Regions from separate parts of the Homo sapiens genome. Here region 2 is linked to region 1. The links are chromatin loops, found by intact Hi-C in ENCODE. Cell type or tissue: ascending aorta. All regions are shown on one strand. Links, peaks and the distances in the headings refer to the core of each region. The heading gives the core; the rest is flanking DNA. Region 1 overlaps ZCCHC14 (zinc finger CCHC-type containing 14). Region 2 overlaps ZCCHC14 (zinc finger CCHC-type containing 14).

What was found. A loop is a pair of places that touch in the nucleus more often than their neighbours do. Peaks named below come from ENCODE experiments on the same cell type or tissue, not always from the same donor. Only the 100,000 strongest peaks of a DNase experiment are listed, where the experiment ranks them.
Region 2: it touches region 1 in a loop (2.8-fold over the local background); 21 of 110 quality-filtered maps call a loop at or near these places.

The regions. Positions count from the first base shown.
Region 1 is chr16:87,408,747-87,419,522 of GRCh38, forward strand. ZCCHC14 (zinc finger CCHC-type containing 14) reads right to left here. Exons shown (of 13, transcript NM_015144.3): 7 at 10,101-10,155; 8 at 8,714-8,996; 9 at 6,530-6,621; 10 at 5,668-5,795; 11 at 4,309-4,449; 12 at 2,770-4,230; 13 at 1-1,589. The coding sequence ends at 1,534. Among named protein-coding and RNA genes, the nearest start is that of MAP1LC3B, 22 kb to the left of the region's middle. In ascending aorta, for the core only: a CTCF peak has its summit at 8,171 (motif pointing right); a DNase peak (open chromatin) is centred at 8,190.
Region 2 is chr16:87,481,801-87,492,576 of GRCh38, forward strand. ZCCHC14 (zinc finger CCHC-type containing 14) reads right to left here. Exons shown (of 13, transcript NM_015144.3): 1 at 9,869-10,776. The coding sequence starts at 10,438. Among named protein-coding and RNA genes, the nearest start is that of ZCCHC14, 5.8 kb to the right of the region's middle. In ascending aorta, for the core only: no CTCF peak of the experiment used is centred there; a DNase peak (open chromatin) is centred at 6,024; H3K4me3 peaks cover 885 bases; H3K27ac peaks cover 1,019 bases.

The sequences.
Region 1 (10,776 bases), core at 6,657-9,156:
TCACATCACAAGGCCTCATTCTAGGGTATTCTTCTGATTTACATCAATTTTTCATGAGGCTGATTGTCCCATTTTAAGAATAGTCTGAATATTATAATTTTTTTTAAAATAAATATCCAACTGCAAAATCCCAACTGCAAGATTTTACCAATCAGTATTTTAACATTGAAGACTTTAGCATTTTCGATAAGAGTATTATTTGAGCAGAAAATTCCCTTTAACCTTGAAGATTTAAGTCCGTAAATTTCAGACAAAAGGCTTTCATTTCCGTGGGTTGAAATTTAGAGATCTACAGTGAGGACTTTTATTACTACCTAACCAAAACCAGACTTGCACAGATCTCGCAGCTCTCGGGTGTGTGGCCTCTTCCAGAGTCCTACCACTTCCCACTGTTTTCCAAGTAATTTTTAACGGAATTAACTATCAATACACAGCCTAATACAAAAGAAGTTGACAGGAGAAAATTCCCAATCTTTTGCTGATAAATGACAGGACTGTATCATTGTTGAAATGTCTGTCTCAGGTGTGAATCCGCTAGCGATAAGCCTCGGGGTTGGAGGTTCTTGGGGAGCCCGTGGGAGATAAAGCAACTTGCAAACTCTGCTGAGGACGTGCAGCATCCTCACAGCCACTCACAGAGCCGCGCTGTCGCCGTCCCCCCTCGAGAGGTCATTTGTAGTGGAAGATAGGGCTCAAAGCCACTGACTGGCTGGGAAGAAAGATACTCTCAAAGCTTTGACGACTATGGATTCTCTGGGACTTGGACCCTTAGAAATTAAGTTGTTGCGAGTAAACTATTTCTATTTAATAACGTAGTTTAGATTTATTTGCAGAAAAAAATTAAAAACCTGAAACTGCTACAAGTGCTTGGAGGAGGGAAGGAAATACTAAAACCTCTGTTGCGTCCTAAGTCGAGTAGCCTCTGCTGGTGCTGACTCTTTCAATATGGATTATTGGAGTCTCTTGCACTGACTGTTCTCAGAGGAGTTTGGCTCCCAGAACCGCAGAGATTTACATCAGGGTACATTCTTCTGTAGTGCAATCCTTAAAAATCCCAGAGATTAGTGCTAATCACTTTAGGAACAGAACAAAACAAAGTCGACATTTTCCCTAGCCCAGGGGTGTCAGGAGTCCGGCGGGTGGAACTCCACTTGGAGAACTCCAAGCTCGGTTCTCGATTCAGACCACGTGTAGCTGCCCTGGAATTGACGTGTGAGCCTAGGAGGGCCAGTGATGGCAATGCTCTTCGGGAGACATGGCGTCTCTGCACTGCAACCAAAAGTGGAGGTGGCCGATCTCACCAGCCACAGAGATGCCCACTAGGCGAGTTCTGACACCAAGCTCCAATCTAGGGTTTTGGCAATAAATCGAGTTTGATGCACTTCTACGCTAGATTTTCTATCCAGTCTAGGAAAAGTAAAGCACCTTTGGATTAAAAAGATTAAGCTCAACAGCAACTAGACTTCTCAGTTTTGTATTTAATTTTCCTTATGTCTCCATGGCTTAATAACGTTCTGTTGCCAGAGAAAAATATCAATCTGTGGAGTCCAGACTTTCTGCTGGAGGGGCGTATTTCAACCTAAAAGTACCTAGAGAGAGGGGAAAAAAGAGGTCAAATTTGAATGACTGTAGAATCACCACCAACCACCAATCTGTCCAGTCATGTCCAGAGCCACTGGGCAAGATTCTGGTGCTGGAAATCTAGGCCACCCATCCTGACCGTTTCTACTCCCTTCCTGCCCCTGCAAAATGGGACCTAATTTTACAAGTTTATCAAATCTGACCGGGGTGAAATGACTCAGGAAAAGTTCACCATCTTTTTCTTTGGGAGCTTCCTCTGGGAGTCAGGCTCTGCACACGTCAGGCGGGCTGCTCTAACATGCGTCCTTTCACTGGGTGAGGGCAGGTGAGCGCTGGTGAGTGCCCCGTGCCTCTGGAGATGCAGCCAGCTTTATGAAGGGAGGCACAGGCCCACCCGGGCCCGCATGGCAGAGCGCCTGTCAACCCACCTTGCCTGCAGGCCTGCTGAGTCAGCAGGCGTGTTTCTAAAAACTCTCCAGGTGAACGTGATGTTACAGGCAGGTCTGAGAATCACAGATCTAGTGCAACCCTTAGAAGCAACTGGAAGTCTGCAGAGATCAAGTGACTTTGGCAAGGTGGCACCATGAGTTGTCAGAGTTGGGACCCACCTTCCCAGTCCCCCGTTTCCAAAACAGACAGCAAGAAGAACCCTATTACAACTACATCAGACATCCACTGGGATTTGACTAAAGGAGACAAAAAAATAGCGGAGATAAAACAGGAGGGAACGGAAGATGCAGCATGGCTGAGGGGTGACAGCCCCCCACACCCACAGCCGCGCCGGCAGGGAGGGGCAGAGGGGACAGCGAGCCCCACCCCAGAGGGTCCGGAATGCCGATGCGCCACAGCCTGAGGGCCCCAGTGTTAAGCCAGGGGGCAGCACTGAATCCCTCACACGTGCCTCTCTGGGCTCGAATCAGGACACGGCAGTCCAGGGAGGCCCTGTCCACACTGGCTAAGCACCTTCTAGAACCAGAGGCTGTCTGAAATCATCATGGCCGTTTTAGACCCAACAGCAGTCCTTCTGGGGACCTCACGGCCTATCATGAAGATTTCCACGCGCTTTCAAAGAGCATTCGAAAAATTATTTGCTTTACAAAGAAAGAAGTTTACTCTTCATAAAAACCAAGCATTTGTGTGCACTGGTCCTGCGGGAGCCTGGTGGGCGCGGCCATGGCGCGCGCTTACCTGGCCGGTTGAAGTCCATGGACGGCTGTTTGCAGTCCTGGGCGCGGTGACCAGTGGCCCCGCAGTTGTAACAAGATAGGTTCCCGCTCTTTTTGTGACTGGAACCATTGCTACTGCCCACCAGTCCTTGGGTCTGGTACACCCCTGCTGTCCCTGCCATGAAGTTCTGCATGGGTGGCACGGCAAACGTGGACTGCCCACTCAGGACAGGGTCTGGGGTCCCGCTGCTGCTGTAAGGGGCGTGCACGACGGGGAAGGTGGAGCCGCCGCCGTACTGCTGGGCGCTGACGTAGCCGCTGCTGCACATGGGACTGAAGGGCAAGAAGGGGAAGGTGAACACGGACGGACCGGAGAACGGGTGCTGGAAGTAGTTGGCGTAGCTGACAGTCAGGCCACTCGAGCCGCAGCTGCCGCTGCAGCCACAGGACGTGCACACAATGCAGCCTGGCGGGGGTGGGGCGGGCTGCGGGGGTGCCGGGGGCTGCTGATGGTGGTGGTGGTGGTGGTGGTTCGGATTCGAGGCAGGAATGTTTCCTGTGGAGCCGCCACCGCCACTGCTGCTATAGAAACTGCTTTCAGGGACGGAGGACAGCGCCGGGCTGGAGCTGGGGGCTGGGCAGCTGGGCAACGTGGCCATGTTGGCAAAGGACGTGGAGGGGTGGCTGCTGGGAGAGGCAGTGTTGCTGTTTGCACAGAAGCCACCCTGCAGGGGGCCCACTGGCATACTGCTCATTGCAGAAAAGGCAACTTTGGTGTTGGCTGTGTACAGAGCAGTCCGGGGGTTTATTATTGCAGGGGGCACACTTATTTGCACATTATTAGGACAGGAAGTTTGCCCAGAAATGGCAGAATCAGCAGGAACAGATGACGACAGCAGCAGTTTGATGGGCGGACGGGCGGCGTGGAGGACTGTGCTGGGCGTCCCCGTGGCGGCCGTGCTGGTCTCCACGACCAGGGCCGGTTGCTGTGCTGTCTTCAGCACCCTGTCCAGCGTGGATGCATGCACGACTTTGGTCCGGGGACCAAAGGAGACTGTGGGTGACATGGAGCTGCTCTCCGAAAGCCCAGAGAGGACCTGCACAGGCTGGTGGGGTGCGGACGCGGGCAGCACGTCCATCATGGCGCTGCCAAAGCTCTTGTCCACTTTCATGCTGCTTCTTGGTCCAGATCCTTTATTCCTTTCTTCTAGAGACAAAAGTGAGTGCACAGAAGACGAGAGGAGCTTCATGTCCGCGCTCCCTCTTTCCGGCTTGTGCACGGAATTCAGCATGCGGATGGGTGTGATGTGTGAGGCTGCGCTCAGCATCTGCGGGGGCAGGGGGTGGTGGCCTGATGGATTGGAGCTGGCCTCATTCTGCACAGGGAGAACCTGGGCCGTGGGTCTGGCGGAACTGGAAGTGAAGTGATTCAGCAGCATCACCGGCTTCTCCTTGTCAGAGCTCTCCAAGTGAATCTCCACACCTAGAGAGGGAAACAAGAGTGGTCAGTGCCATTCCACAGCTGGGCCAGGTCGAGCCAGCGCCGCGCACGTGCCCTTACGTCTGTCATTCTCCTCAGCGCTGTCGGAGCTCTCTTCCCGGGCCTGTACCCCCATGGGGCTGGAGGAGGAGCTGGAGTACTCCGAGGAACTGCCTTCCCGGGGCAGCTGGTGATGGGGCTGCTCCACTTCCACCCGCAGCTCTGCAGAAAAGGGACAGAGGAGCAGCCATCAACTAGCGCCCCTGCAGGCTCAGCCCGCCCCGTGCCCCTGCATCGCACTGTCGGCAGGTGCTCCTTCCAGGGAAACGCAGGGCTCTGAGAGTCAGAAAACGAACACGCCGGCCCAGGCCGCACGGTGACGGATGCAGCAGAGATTCAAATGGCAGCGATGCTCAACACCCGCTCAGCCAGGGCCCTGCCGGCCCCCGCCATCAACCCCAGAACAATGCCCTGTGAAGGGCACCCCCAGCGCACCCCCAGGAACTATCACAACACTACACCGCACCCCATCTCACGAGGCCGGCCGAGTCACGGAGATCTTTTCAGTCAAATCACCACTTAAAATCCATCCTGCCAGGTTTTTTTTTTTCCCTCCTGAGCTACTGCTCCTCCGATTTCTATTGTGAAGAAAACCCGGCTCCTCTTGTGAGACAACGGAGCAAGCGCGCCAGGTGTCCCGCCCTTTCTGAGAGGGGAGGATGAAAACCAAATCGCTGAGACTGAGGGTCCCCCAAAGCAGGAAGGTCCATGGAGAACCATGTCACTGATGGGTCAACATTAAAGGCACTGACTTAAAACGTGGCCTCTGGGCACCAGTCCTGGGGTGGGGGGTGGGCGCAGGCTACTCCCATCTCATTTCTGCTCACCCCCACGCGCTCGCTCTCACTGTGGCAGTTTCTGGACCTGATCATTTTGCCCAAGCAACTTCAGGGAGGTGACTGCCCTCTAGCTCCTAAGCCAACTGTCCCTTCGATTTTCTTATGGCAGAGACTATAATAGTTAATGGAAAATGAGTATAAAGATTTAAAAATGTAAAAATCAAATAGGTGTGATTTGAAATCTAATGATCAAACAGAACACAAGGCCCTCTCTGTGTCTGCGTAACCGACCTGCCCGGCACACCGGCCCTCTCTGTGTACGAGTAACCCACCTGCCCGGCACACGGGCCCTCTCTGTGTACGAGTAACCCACCTGCCCGGCACACGGGCCCTCTCTGTGTACGAGTAACCCACCTGCCCGGCACACCGGCCCTCTCTGTGTACGAGTAACCCACCTGCCCGGCACACGGGCCCTCTCTGTGTACGAGTAACCCATCTGCCCGACACACGGGCCCTCTCTGTGTATGAGTAACCCATCTGCCCGACACACGGGCCCTCTCTGTGTATGAGTAACCCATCTGCCCGACACACCCTTGTTCACCTGCTGCATGGCTGCCCCGCCCCGACTGCACGGGCCCGACGTGGCTGGTGGGGGGCACTCGAGCCACACCACTGCTGGTGACCAGCGGCGGGGCCGAGGGGTTCAGGCACCGTCTCTCTGACTTCTCCCTGTGAAATAATCAAGCACAGGAACAAGTGAGCACTGCCTACTGGTGCTGCCTCACATGCGGCTTCAAGACGGGTCTACTCCACACCACAGGGCGGCTTTGATACAGGGCGACTTCGAGATGGGTCTACTCCACACCACAGGGAAATTCCCCCCAGAGCATTAAGGCAAGGAACTCATTCTGATTGGTCAAATTTACTATAAAGGTCCTTTCCTGTCAAACCTAAGACACATTTGTAGAACTTTAAAAGCATGACTAGGCCAGGCGCGGTGGCTCAGGCCTGTAATCCCAGCACTTTGGGAGGCCCAGGCGGGCAGATCGCCTGAGGTCCAGAGTTTGAGATCAGCTTGGCCAATATGGTAAAACCCGGTCTCTTCTAAAAATACAAAAAATTAGCCAGGCGTGGTGGCGGGTGCCTGTAATCCCAGGTACTTGGGAGACTGAGGCAGGAGAATCGCTTGAACCTGAGAGGCAGAGGTTGCAGTGAGCCGAGATTGCACCACTGCACTCCAGCCTGGGCACGACAGAGCGAGACTCCGTCTCAAAAAATAAATAAATAAAAATAATCCGTCTCAAAAAATAAATAAATAAAAATAAATAAAAGCATGGCTAAGGACTGGATAAGCAACAGGAACTAATCCAATCACTAGTATTTAGCACTGGAAGCCTCAGCACTCCATTCGGCACACGAGAAATGGAAATAAACACAGGTTTCAAAACCCACTTCACACTCACTTTTCCAGCTCCAGCTGGGTCTTGAGCTTCTTCTTTGCCCCCATGGTAAGAGACTCAAATTTATTCAGATCTTCTTCAGTAAGGCTCAAAAACTTTCACAGAAAAAACAAATTACAAAGTTACGGAGACATAAGTAGGACTCTGAGAACAAAGAACTTGGAGTTGAATTCAGTACATTTATTCTGCCTCTGGGATATGCAAACAGATCCAGCTGAACTCAGCAATTACAAGCTGGGAAATCCTAGACCCTTTACTTGCTAAATGACTTGGTGTCAACGGTTCAACTCCGAGACGCAGTTCTGAGCAAGAGTGTCCCCGGCTCCTCCAGGGCACCTTCTGTGCAGGCTGTGTGGATGGGTGCACCACCTCACAGGCTGGCGGCTCTGCCAAAGGTGCCCACTTGCCCTCTGCTCTGTGAGTAAATACCAGCAGGTACATGCTTTGGGGCAGGTGACTAAAGAAAACGTCTTGCATAAGTCACAGTTTGAATCACCGTGGAGATGCAAGTTATGATAGCGTGCCACCCCCACCCTCCCCAGGACGGCCCCATCACAGTGCCATCCCTTCAGAACTCATCACCCTCTGCGGGATGGTCGTCTTTTTCTTCCTTTTTTTGAGACAAAAATCTCGCTCTTATTTTGTTTTTGTTTGTTTGTTTTTTTGTTTTTTGAGACGGAGTTTCACTCTGTCACCTAGGCTGGAGTGCAGTGGTGCGATCTCGGCTCACTGCAACCTCCACCTCCCGGGTTCAAGTAATTCTCTGCCTCAGCCTCCCGAGTAGCTGGGATTACAGGCACCCACCACCATGCCCAGCTAATTTTTGTATTTTTAGTAGAGACGGGGTTTCACCATCTTGGCCAGGCTGGTCTTCAACTCCTGACCTCAGATGATCCACCTGCCTCGGCCTCCCAAAGTGCTGGGATTACAGGCGTGAGCCACCGCACCTGGCCAGGGATGACAGCAACTTTGTCAGGTAGCAAGTGATGCAGAAAAGCAGATGCCATCCACGCTGAATGGTTGTGTGGCTACTCCATTGTGTAGGCTGGTGCTACGCAAACACACCAGCCTCTAATTTTCATGTTATTTCCTAACATGATTTGTGATTTAGGCCATCTCAATGCAAACGTAAGAATAAAACATTTAAAACTAATTATGAACAAGGTTAGTAAAATCTCTGCTTTTTAAGATTCACAAATCCTTGGCCAGGCGCGGTGGCTCATGCCTGTAATCCCAGCACTTTGGGAGACCGAGGTGGGCAGATCATGAGTCAGGAGTTCGAGACTAGCCTGGCCAACATAGGGAAACCCTGATTCTACTAAAAATACAAAATATTAGCCAGGTATGCTGGTGGGCACCTGTAATCCCAGCTATTCAGGAGGCTGAGGCAGGAGAATCGCTTGAACCCGGGAGGCAGAGGTTGCAGGGAGCCGAGACCATACCATTGCACTCCAGCCCAGGTGGCAGTGCAAGACTCTCCATCTCAAAAAAAGAAAAAAACATTCACAAATCCTAAACAAAGGGTATTACAAATATACTTACAATTTGGATTTAACTATGTAGTAAAAGCTTGATTTCTAGGTTCAATTGTAGATTTTTCGAGAAATGAAATTTTTACATAGATAAAAGCCACCAAGCCGGTTTGCCCAGCAGAGGGAGTCCAGAGCTCAAATACCTTGTATGGGTTTAATCTAGTTTTATCACTGACATCAAGACTTAAGAAATTTCTGAATTTTTTTAACAGTGAAAAAATGTTCCTCATAAGAATTCTCTAGGTACGACTGCTTGGAAGATGTAAAATGCACCCATTCCTCTAGATCTGGCCCGCCGCAGTGTCTGCGCCAGCTACGCCGAGAAATGTCTAAAAGGGGCACCGTGCCAGAGCTCAGGATTTCTGTCCACAGCAGGGCTCTGGGGACGGACTGTCCCTCCCGTCACGCAGAGCATCTAGTTTGTGAAGGTCTTGAAGCCCCTAGACAAGCTGTTTGTTTACAACATGTCCTGTTTGTGGCTGGCTGCAGCTGCAGGCGGCCTCCGCAAAGCCCACCGTCTCCCTTAAGAACAGGCGCTGCGCCTCGGCCTCCGTACTTCATCCACCTTGTGTTGGTTTGGAAACTCAATGCCCCCAGGGAGGTCTTGAGTAAACAATCTAGCAATTCTGTACGGCCAGCCAGAAAACCGACATACCTTCTCCATGGAGAGCTGCTTAAAGACGGGGTAATACTTGTGCAAACGCAGTTTCCTAAGCCAGTCTAGAATCCCATTCTGCTCCTGGGTCTGAGGGGTCTGCAGACTGGAAGGCATGAGGATGGCAGGTGATGTGTCCATCTGGGTCCGGTAGGCCAGGGCTGAGCCCGCGCTGCCCGCATGGGAGCAGTGAGGCAAGGGGGCGGCGGAGCCGGCCGGGTGCTGCCCGTGGTGCTGGGCTCCGCTCTGCGAGGACGGGATACCAGCCACTCCACACACAGGCCTGTGGGACAGGGGCAGGAGGGACACAGAGAGACTGTGGCTTCCACAACCACAGACTCCACCACAGACCTCACTTCCAGGCCTTTCTGTGCCAGCCTCTGCCTCTTGGCCGGCCCTGTTGTCACAGGCCACCCTGAACTGCCAACACTGCTGTGCTATGACTGCCCTCCCTCCCCAACCACCTTTCTGCAGCTAAGATTTCTGTAATGCATGTCTGTGCACACGTGTGCATACAGGCGGCTGTGCATATACACACACATGCCTCTGCCCGTGCTTCGGAGTATGCGTCTACTTGTGTGTACGTATGTGTATTATGTATGTGTACGTCTCTGTCCCCACCAGACTTCTGCTTTAGCTGCCAAGTTTCTGTTACTTGTATTTTTTAAAAACATGCTACTCCGATAGGTATTTCTGTTACTTCTAAGTCACAGAATGACACTGATAAATCATACATCAAAATAGACTATTAAATCTTTAATGTTCAAATACAATTTTTCTAGAAAAGTAAAACGCAGAAGGCTGGAAGGTGTGACCGGCACTCCACTCTGGCCTTGCTCCTTAACTGCAAAGTCACACCTGCTGACTGGGCGCTTACCCTACCCCGACACCAGGAGGATGCCAGTCTACGCCTCGAAACCTCGCGCCCAGACAACATCTCCACGAGACTCCCTATGGGGGTGCGTGTGCACTGATCTGTGACAGCCCACCTCACTGTCAGCAAAGATGGGAGCCTCTGTGTTGCCGGCATACGACTGCAGCTACCCAGGGCCCGTGCGGACAGAGGACGCTCCTCAGGAGCACGACCCTATGCTTCTGGGAGCAGGTTTCTCACAGCCAGATTCTCGGAAATTCTGACTTTCTACGTCTATGATGGGGCCCAGGACCTTGCACTGGGGAGGAGTCCCTGGGAATTCTGATTCCAGTGGCTTAGAGAACTCTTTTTTTGGAAATCGTAAATTCAATCATCTCTACTCAATTCTTCTCAATATCATCCAAGACTCAACTTGAGCATGACTTAATTCTTGGAACAACTTTACACAGAACTCAAAGTAAACATTGTAAAATGCTTATCTGAACTGTGCTGGTTACATAGAAGATTTCTCACCTTCCAGACACGCCCATCACGGTACCTACTTTAGAAAGGGAGGGATTGCCAGGACCTATAAATTTAAAAATAAATACCATAAAAATTTACAGACAATGAAAATATTTGTTTTATTTTATTATTTTTTGAGACGGTGTTTTGCTCTTGTTGCCCAGGCTGGAGAGCAATGGTGCGATCTCGGCTCACTGCAACCTCTGCCTCCCGGGTTCAAGTGATTCTCCTGCCTCAGCCTCCCGAGTAGCTGGGACTACAGGCGACTGCCACCACGCCCGGCTAATTTTATATTTTTATTTTATTTTGGAGATGGAGTCTTGCTCTGTCAACCATGCTGGAGTGCAGTGGGGCAATCTCGGCTCACTGCAACCACCGCCTCCCGGGTTCAAGTGATTCTCCTGCCTCAGCCTACTGAGTAGCTGGGATTACAGGAGCCTGCCACCACGCCCGGCTAATTTTGTATTTTTATTTTATTTTGGAGATGGAGACTTGCTCTGTCAACCATGCTGGAGTGCAGTGGTGCAATCTCGGCTCACTGCAACCACCGCCTCCCGGGTTCAAGTGATTCTTCTGCCTCAGCCTCCCAAGTAGCGGGGACTGCAGGCATGCATCACCACGCCTGGCTAATTTTTTTGTATTTTTAGTAGACACGGGGTTTCACCATATTGGCCGGGCTGGTCTT
Region 2 (10,776 bases), core at 4,699-7,198, 71 kb after region 1:
CTGTTTTGTGTTCCTGTAACAGAATACCACAGAGTAGGTAATTTATAAAGAAAAGAAATGTATTTCTTACAGTTCTGGAGGCTGCAAAGTCCAACAGCAACAGCCTGTATCTGCTTAGGGCCTTCCTGCTAGGACATCCCATGGTGGAAGGCAGAAGGGGAAAGGGCGAGAGAGCCAGAGAGCAAGCCAGCAAGAGGAGCCCCACACCGGCCTTCACAAAAACCACTCTCCGGTGACAAGGATATTACCTCATTGTAATGGCAGTGGCAGAGCCCTCCCGACCTACCCATGTCCCAACACTGCCGCACTGGGGATTAAGTTTCTAAGACGCAAACTTTGGGGGAAACATGGGAACCATGGCAGGTTGGAAGACAGAAACCTGCCTTTGCCACACTGAGCTACTGGGAACCTTCACTGGGAGCTGGAGGTCTGGTTGAGCCTTTAGGTTTTTTGGACTCATCAGTGTGACTGGCAAAACCACAGCTGAAAAGGTCACGAATTATAAAGCAAAAACAAAGAAGAAAAAGGAGAGAAGTCTGAGGAATAACATCATCAAAAGTGCAGGAAAGCAGAGGAAAAACTGAAAACAAATGTCCAGAGAAGAGGAAAACCAGCAGTGCCAGAACTGGCGAAGGCAGCGAGATCCCAGCCGGCCCGGCACACCCAGGCTGCAGAAGCCACCATCCGGGGCAGGCGCCTCACAGCCATATTTATCCCAAACAAAATCCCCCAAAAAAACCCTTCCTGGGGATTCCTCTGTGTAGGAAACCCACAAAAACGAACGAGAGGTAAGAAACAAAACCAAGAGTATCCAATGAACCTGGCCAACATGAGGTCATATGGATGGAGACATCCATGAAGCAGAACGCAGGGTCCAGAAGTGAACCCAAATAGATGTGGGAGTAAACGAGAGACAGCTCAGATCTGGGAGGGAGAGCAGAGACTATTTAACAGATGGCACTGGGACAAATGGGCTGTCATCTGGAAAATATAAAACTAACTTTGTACCTTATACCAAATCAATTCCAGATGGATCCGTTTGATATAAAAAGAGAATGACACAAGTTCCATACCAGGCGACACTGCAGGGGACTGTCTTCAGAATGTACGGGGCGTCATGTGTATTATGTATGCACAATACATGCATATGTATAATATGTATGATGAGAAACGCATTATACATTATGCATTATGACACAAAACCCAGAAGCCATACCAAAAAGGACTGATAAATATAGCATTTAAAAAAAAAGAAAAGAAAACAACTGCATGGCAAAGTCAGAAGACAAGATTAAAAACCCAGAAAACAAATACATGCAATTCCTACTAAAGACAATGCCTTGAAACTTACGGAGTTTCTAAAAACTAAGAACCCAGCCAGGCGCAGTGGCTCACACCTGGAATCCCAGCACTTTGGGAGGCCGAGGTGGGTGGATCTCTTGAAGTCAGGAGCTTGAGACCAGCCTGGTCAACATGGTGAAACCCCATCTCTACTAAAAATACCAAAAAAAAAAAAAAAAAAAAAAAAAAAAAAAAAAAAATTAGCCAGGCTTGGTGGCACGTGCCTGTAATCCCAGCTACTTGGGTGGCTGAGGCAGAAGAATTGCTTGAACCCGGGAGGCAAAGGTTGCAGTGAACCGAGATCACACCAGTGCACTCCAGCCTGGGTGACAGAGTGAGACTCTGTCTCAAATAAAGTAAAAATTAAAAAAAGAAAAGACCAACAACTCAACAGAGATGAGCAAAGGAGACAAACAACTCACCAAATATCAATGAAATCGTTTACTTGAAACAATATTCAACCTTTATCAACTCCTAAGATAAAACCACACCACACCAGGGCAAGTCTCCACCTAACTGTATGGCCGCAACCAGCAAGTGCTAACTCGCTGGGCTCGTTAAAGGTTAGGGAAACAGGCCTTGTATGTGGCTGTGGGAATTCTAAAAGCAGATCTCGGCAACAGGTAAAGTAATTACAAAAGCACAGACCATTTGACCCAACTCCACTTCCAGATTTCTACTCCACAGGTAGACTTACCTGAATGTGAAAGGTCCCATCTGCTGTCTGTAACATGTAGGTGATATGTATATAATATGTAAATGACAGTGCACTGGTTTGTAATAATACGATGGAACAAAATGTTATCTATAGGGCCTGATTAAATAACACATTTGTGCCACTGAACAAGCTCTTTATGGACTGACAGAGAAGCCTCATCTGGAAAGACTGCCAAGAGAAGACCAGGAGGCACCTGTGTGTGCAGTGGGACATCAGGTATCTACTTGTAAATACATATGGTTTCTCTGGAAGGTTCTACGAGGAAGTGTGCTATCTGCAAAGAGGGGAACTGGATGGCTGGGAAGAGGGTAAGAAACATGTTTTTTACACGTGAAATAAAAGTTATCAACACCCAGGGAAAGGAGAACCTTGCCTGACCCTTAAAACGTCCTGGGTGCCCTTCCGTGCCATCTGTGGGAGAAGGGACTTTCCATGCAGCAGCCTCTGGCACTTTTCCATTTCCTACCTCTGGTTACATTACCGATTTAAAACCTTTCTTCACTGAAGAGATTGCTGAATACTCTTCCGAAAAAATTGTTTTTGTCAAAGAGGTTCGAGGCAAAAGGCAGGTCACAGGACGCTGAGGAATAACTGAAGGTGAGGAACTAGAGACAGCAGGAGTGACTTCACGAAGCATGGCTGTGTTACAGCATGAAGAACAGCATGTATGTAAGATCCTACGTGTATCTAAGCGTGTATATGGTGTCTTGAAAGAACATGTGAACATATATGTGCACAAACATGTCTGGAAAGACACACACCAACCTATTCGCGGGTACCAGCGCCAGCCAGCGGGATGGAAGGCCTTTTCTGCTAGCTGCTCAGGGAGGCCTCAGTGGTGAAGCGACTAAGAGAAGAGGGGCTGGTAGAGACGAGCGGTGTTAAAGCCGGGGTTTTGTTGGCTGGTAGAGGTGAGTGGTGTTAAAGGTGGGGTTTTGTTGAAAACACAAATCAGAGAACCATTATGGTTCTCTGTTTATGGGTCAGGTGGGCAAATACTAGAGGTCAAAGATTGGATTGAAGGAGGGAGATAGAAATCACAAAGTTCAAACGCTGACCTACAAGTGACCCTGAGGAAACAGAGGGGTGTGACCAAACCGGCGGTGAGGGACCAGCCTTACACAGAAAGGAAACACAAGAGAAACTAAGGAGGTGTCCAGGCCCAGATAAGACATTTCAAGGGCGAATGATTTTTCTGTGAGCCTGCAAAGCACCCGCCCCACTGGCAAGCTGCGTAGTGAATGGCGGGCGGGGTCCACAGTGCCCCTCTCTAAGGGTGAACGGCTGGGTCCAGGGCTTTGTGGCCGGCATGTGAAGACCTGTCCTGCTTAATCATGCCCTGATCAGACATGACACACGGCTGCTAGAAGAGCAATTATTTGAAAGATACTCTGTCTTGCTTCTGTCTTCTCACTTTAAGTAGCTTCAGGTCTTTTAACCCAGAACAAAACAGAAACTGCTAAGAATTAACCTATTTTGTTAGTTCTGGATGATCTCTTTTTACCTTTGACAGGAAATGTTTCTACAATGTGTCAGGTCTCTCTACAATAAAAACATCTACAGAGACTGGAGAAAAAAATTACCTTGCTAAAACTAATTTCTAAACTGCGTATGTTAAGACTAAAGTCCAAAACCAAAAGCCCTTCAATAATGTACCCTAATTAGGTAACTTGCAGCTACACTTCTTACTTAAACTAACAAGATAACTACTGTTCCAACGGGCAGTTTTCCAAAAAAAAAAAAAAAAAGAAGAAGAATCTTTTTCTAAAATCTAATCCCTCTAAGGTGGGGGGCGGGGGAGAATACTAAAGCAGAAATTTTTCCTAGCATAACAAAAATTTCTTCGTCATCAATTCAACAAACAAAGATGCCCCAGCGCGAGTACCTCTTACTATTCTATTCTACTAGCTGGACTCTGAAGTTTTAAGACTCATGTAGATTTGTTGGAAAAGCATGTTAATTCAAAAGGTAGATGAAGTTTACAGGACTAAAGAGAAAATGGGTAAACTAAAGCCTAAGTAAACAGTACGCTTCACCTGCAGTGACAAGACTAACGCAGATGCCTATCTCCAGTTATCTTCGCACTTGAACAAATGATACCATCGTATTACTCATCATACCCAAATATGACACAGAATTTCCAGTTTCTACAACTGTGCTCCAGAACACAGTAGAAAACAGCAAAACTCAAATGTGTGTTCACCTAATGAGGCAAATGTGAACTAGCTCATGTCAAAGTAAATGGCCTTCATTTAATGTGAGGGCAAAGGACAGTAATTAAAGTACCACATAATCCAAGCCATTACACAGTAGATGGCAGTGCTACTGCAGCTCCATCATGGCATCAACAGAAATACTACCACCAAGAAAGCAATCAGAACTGCATCCCAGCACGGTCACGCACTGCATAAGGATGCTTCCACCACTGACAGACCACACGGACCAGGGATCCTCTAAGATTCTAATAATGCATTTTTACTGTACCTATTCTGTGTTTAGATACACAAATACCACTGGGTTACAACTGCCTATGGTATTCAGTACAGTAACACGCTGTACAGGTTTACAGCCGAGGAGCAACAGGCTCTACAATGTGGCCCAGAGGTGTAGCGGGTTCTGCCACCCAGGTCTGTGCAAGTGCACTCTGCGGTGCTCACACAACAAGATCAGCTGAGGACGCTTTTCTCAGAACGTATCTGTGTCCTTAAGCAGCACATGACTGTATGCCTCAATTCCCGTATCATGTACTGTACTTTACTATGAAACAGGACAGTGTTTTAGACCTGTAGCAGCTGGCCAAAAAATAAAAATAAAAATAAAAAAAGATCCACTATGTGTTAGAATATTATCTCCTGTATCTCCTGTAATGTAACAACAACAACAAAAAAAGCAATGTATACAAAGACAGCCAGAAGACTTAGTTCACAGACAAGTTCATAGACCAGGCGGTTCCCAGCTGCCCAGGAGAACAAGTGTTAAAGATGGAGACAAAACAGTGCTTTTAGGTCACAGCTATTCCTTTAACCATCAGTGACAACAGCTGCTCCAGAGAGAGTCCGTTCTTATGGAATGCTAGATGACTCTTGGCTGCAATAGGCCCAGAGTTTAGGGCTAAAGGAGAAACCAAAAGAAACCACTTATACTTTGCCTGATAACCAGAGGATGAACTATCCCATGTTTCACCTCTGAACTGCAATGATTTTCAACAGCTTACGAAAAGCAACGAAGCAAAAGCTGTTGCTGATCTTTGGACAGACATTTTCAGCAGGTTTATTCACGGTATTTGTGTCTATCTGAAGTTTCCACAGTGCTTATCCTCAGGCACTCACAATGCAAGCCACAGAGAGTTCCAGAACTGTTCCACAGAACCTACCCCTAAAGAAGACCACCACCCCACCACACTCCTGCACCAAAAACTTTAAAAACGTTATTTTTTTTAGTACCCCCTTAAAAAAATCAGCCCCATGAAGCAGTTCATTATCCATACCCTGAGGATGCTGAAACACAAACGGCAGGGCCCTCACAGCTGCAGCTCAGGCGGGGCCCCGCCCCTGCCCACCAGGCCCTGCTCCCCCATACCTGTCGCTGACCAAATGCACCAGCCCGGAGGCTCTGTACTGACAGCACAGAGTTCCCTGCCACCTCCAGCTGCAGCTCCCCAGGCTGGCTGAGGCCACACCTACACAGCTCTGCACACGGCACCTAGCAATCCACCAGGTGGAACAGGAGCCCTCAGGACAGCCCCGCACCGACACGTGCGCCAGCGGTCCACAGAGGATGCGCTAAGTGTTAGGCACAGTGCACGGGGGTGAAGACAAAGAGCCTATTAACCATGAAGACAAAAGTCTACAAAAGCAAGCATGTGAAGCAACTCCAAGGTCCACCCGCTGAAGAATGCGTGAGCACAGCTCGGCCTCTTCACACAGGGGAACGCCACTCGGCAGCGAAAGAGGAGGAAGTGCTGACACACCCACAGCATGGACGGGCCCTGACATCACGACACCGAGTGAAGGAAGCCAGTCACAAAGGGCCACACGGTGTGTGGTCCCCTTATATGCAACGTCCAAAAAAGACACCCATAGAGACAAAAAGGGGTGGTCAAGGGTTGGGGGGAGGGGGAATGGGGAGCGACTCCTAATAGGCACTGGGTTTCTTTTTGGGGAGATGGAAACGTTCAGTGGCAGTGGTCGTGCTTGCACAGCTATATGACTATACTAAAAACCACTGACTTCACTGTAAAAGGGTGAAGTATATATAGTATATGAATTCTCTTTCAATAAAGCTGTTATTTTTTAAACAAGAATAAGCATGTGCACATACCACAGCATATTAATTATCACTGACACAAAGAAAAAGCCGCAAAGGATTTATTTTAACTATTTCCAAAACTATGGTCTTTTATTTACGTAAAATAGGCATTGGAAAGTCTAAGCCAACTATCCCCCACAGTTGGCACCCTGGAACAGGCGACTGCAGGAGCAGCAAGCAGCAGCATTACCGGCCACTAGGCAGAGTACAACTAATTCAGCCTACCATCAGTGTGGCTACTGGAAGTATTTTTCTTTCTGAAAGTAAAATACAGGTATGTCTACTTTGTACTCCCCCCACTTTTACACCTCTAGAAGTCCTCAGAATAATAAGAATTTTTAAATAAAAACACAGGATTTGGACAAGGAATTGCAAATAATGACTATTTCGGAAAATACAGTTAAAATAAATTTAAAAAAAATTTTTTGAGACACAGTCTCACTCTGTCACCCAGGCTGGAATGCAGTGGCATGATCATACCTCACCTACAGCCTCTACCTCCTGGGATCAGGTAATCATCCCACCTCGGCCTCCCAAGTAGCAGGGACTACAAGTGTGTGCCACCACTCCTGGCTAATTTTTGTATTTTTTGTAGAGACAGGGTTTTGCTGTGTTGCCCAGGCTGGTGTTGAACTCCTGGGCTCAAGCGATCTGCCCACCTTGACCTCCCAAACTTCCGGGACTACAGGCGTAAGCCACCTTGCCAGGCCAAGAAATAAAAATTCAAATTGGATAAAGAATTTAAAAAGCCATTGACATTTGTATCTCTAAAAGAAAAATACAAAGTCTCTAAGCTCAAAGAGTTCAAAATAAAATACAACAGCTTACAAAAGAATGCAGACAGCTTTAACGGGGCTGCTTTTTCAGGAATACACCAAACGTTAGATTTAGAAACTAAGAAAGCAAAATACTTAAATGCTAGATTTCATCTGAGTTGCATGCTCCAAGCAATAAAGGGTTCATCAACGTCAGCCTTAGCTTTGAAGCAGCAACAGAAACGAAAGTTAAATGAATGGGGCTGAAATTAGCTTAGCAGTGACACTAGGGATGTAGGGAAAACTAGAAACCACGGTTGTTTTGAAATACGGAAATGACAGCCCAAGGTTACTCCTTATAATAATCCTCTCATTAAGGGTCACAGAATCTTCCAGTTTTCCAAAGATGAAACAAAAAAATTGTCAGCTCCAAGTAACTACTCAAAAACCAATTTAGAACACATAAACGCTCATAGCCAAGATGTAAATAATTCAATCTATAAAACATGCCTTGCTTTAAGTTAGCAAACCTCTATAAAAAGGAATGTTAAAAGCCGGAGAGGCCATAGAGGAGAAAGCAGCATTTACTGCACCTCTGCTGGAAGCTCATGTATGTTACCTATGTAATCCTCAACACAAGCCTGTGAGGTAGGTTACATCCCCTCCACTGCAACAGGGACAACACTGAGGGGCAGAAGGATCCTGGCCAAGGTTGCACGGCTGGTAAATTCAGCGCCCATGGCCTTGGGACTGGGGTGTAGCGGGGGAGGTGCAGGGGTGAGCAGAGAGGAATAGATTAGCCCCTTCATCTCATCAAAGGGATTTCTGCTTCACAGAAAGGCTCTCCTATAAAAGACATTTTTGTTCTAGATTTAGCTCACTGCCCAATCAAAATAATAATCACCACTGTCTGCATAAAGTGAGGCACCCGTGCTCACACATTAAGAATCCCCTTAAAGAGATGACGTTACTGTAGCAACAGCCATAGAAATTATTAGTGGGTGGAATCTACACAAAGGAGTAACAGCACATGAAACTGACCATAAATGACTGAGATTCCATGAATAGGTGACAATTTGCTGGCATGTCAAGGCTTACATGGATTACTATAAACAACTACATTTCCTAGGACCCTCTGCACAGCACACAGCCTGAAATACAGGGTGGGAGCCGAACTTAAAAAGAAAACTATAGTCTTGGAGGTAAATGTCACACACACAAAAATCAATTTAAAAAAACCGATGTATGTACTACAACCACTTCTTACAGGAAGACATTAAAAAAGAAAAGCCACAATCTACGATTGAAAGACAGCTTTAAAAACACACACATAAAAAACCTAGCAAACCAGACGGTGTTCTCAGCCACTCATAAAAGCAAAGTCTTATCAAAGTTTTAACTTCAAAGAGCTTAAAGACACTGCAAAGAGACACTGAGCAAGACTTGGTCCCGACTGCAACCTATTCCCTTCCAAAAAATAATCAGTTTGTAATCTAAATACACATCACACCAGGTCAAAGTAATCTCTTCCGGCAGCAAAATTTTGGCACTGGATTGCAGGGGGCTGTTCAAAATAGCTGGAGCCCCAGACACTTTGCGTTTTCAGTTCTGAAACACTTAGACAAAAGTTCACATCGCTAAGTGGATGGCCAGGACGCCCTTCCGGTTCAATTTGGAGACCGGAGATCTTTAACCTAACCTAACATTCCTTAAGGCATCGGTGCCCTCCCACTCAAAGTCAGCCTGGGTTTTGTTTCTAAGGGTCGCCAATAAATAGGTTTCACGGGCATTTAAGGCTCTGGGAGTCTTTTTCTGTCTGTTACAGGTAGCCCGGCTCTTAAAAACGATCACACACAACGTTCACAAGCATGTGCACATTCATACACACGTGTGCACATATACATGCCCACATGCGACACACGCGTACATCATACAGCATGCACGTGTCCATAAATGAGCTCACACGGACAGCCATGTCCCGCGCCCAGGCCCCCAGCGACACAGGCCCCAAGCAGGGCCTCCACCTGTGTGGAGGGAGCGGCTCAGACGGGGAAGCCCCAGCGCCTTGCAATGTTCACCTCACCGGCGGCTTCTGGCGTGGCCACGGCTCCTTCCTTTTCTGGTAATAAATACCAGATTTGGGGAAACCAAGGCGCCGCAATGTGTGTTATCTGTCACCCAAGGGCCCCATTAAGGGGACAAAGGCCTTATCGCGTTTGCAGCCGGCTAAGTGAAAGGAGGGCACCTGGGACTGTGAGCTCTGACCGCGGACGTCTCCCGCACCGCTCCCGCGGATCCTCGGACCCAGGGCCCCTGCAGCCGCTCCTGCCCAAGGGGCGCGAGGCGGAGGTGTGGAGGCTTTGGGGCACGCAGAGGGGACTGAGGGTGTGGGCTCAGGGCCGCGGTGCGGTCTTGGGGCTTAAAGTGCAGACTTAGGGTGAGGAGTGCGGGCTTAGGATGGGGGCTTGGGATGTACGGCGGAGGCTTGGGATGTACGGCGGAGGCTTGGGATGTACGGTGGAGGCTTGGAGAGGTGGGGCACACATTTGGGGTGCGACATAGAGGCTTAGGATGGGGCTTGGGATACGGGCTGGGGGCTCGTGGTGCAGGTTGGAGACCTGGGTGGGAGCTCTCAGTGCAGGCTGGAGGCGTGGGTCGGGGGGTCGCGGTGCAGGCTGGAGGCTTGGAGTGCAGAGTTGGGGATGCAGACTTGGGGTACAGGGCAGAGCTCGGGGCGGGCACGCACCTTGTGGCAGGCTGGGCAAGTGGGCAGCGCGCCGCCCGGCCCGGGCGCGCCCTTGCCGCCGTGGCCCCCGCCGCCGTTCAGGCTGCTCTGGATCTGCGTGAGCTCCTGGCGCAGCACCTGCTTCTGGTGGAAGCTGAAGGCCGGGTGGTTGGAGGCCATGGTGAACAGCAGCAGGAACTCATCGCCCGTGCGGCCCTCGTTAAGCTGCAGCCCGTAGTTGTGGATGATGGAGTCGATGTGCGTGAGCGTGCGGTAGAGCACGCCCGCCGCCTCGCGCTGCTCCGAGCCCAGCAGCGCCAGCGACACCAGCAGCTTGCTGCGCACCACCTCGTCCGTCAGGTTGGTGAGGCTGCCCAGGTCGGCCGGGTTGTTGGCCTTGATCTCCGAGTCGCGCAGCGAGTGGTAGTCCTTGCGGGCCAGGTCCTCCAGGCACGAGCCGAGGAAGCGAAGCTCGAGCGGGATGCACAGGTCCAGCAGGCCGCACAGGAACTCCACGCGCTGCGGCGACGGCAGCTCCGAGAACCAGCGGTACACGCCGTCCCTCTGCAGCGGGCAGCGCTTCTCCACCATGCTGCCGCCCGCGCCGCGCCGCGACCCGGGGCCGGGGACCGCGCGGGGGCGGCCGGGGGGCGCCGGGGGCCGCGGCCGGGGCGCGCCGGGACCGGGGACGCGCGGGCCGGGGCCGGGTCCGGGCGAGGGCGCGCGGGCGCCGCGGGCCGGGCGGGCGCCGGGGCGGGGGCGGGGACCGGGGCCGGGCAAGGCTCCCGTCAGGGGCCGGCGGGCGGGCGCGCGCGGGGCGCCGGGGGGGCCCGGGGCGGCCGGGGCGGCCGGGGGCGGCGAGCGGCCTCGGGCCCCCCGCTCACGGGGAGGCGCCTTCCCCGCGCCCGTGCCCAGCGGCGGCCGGTGCG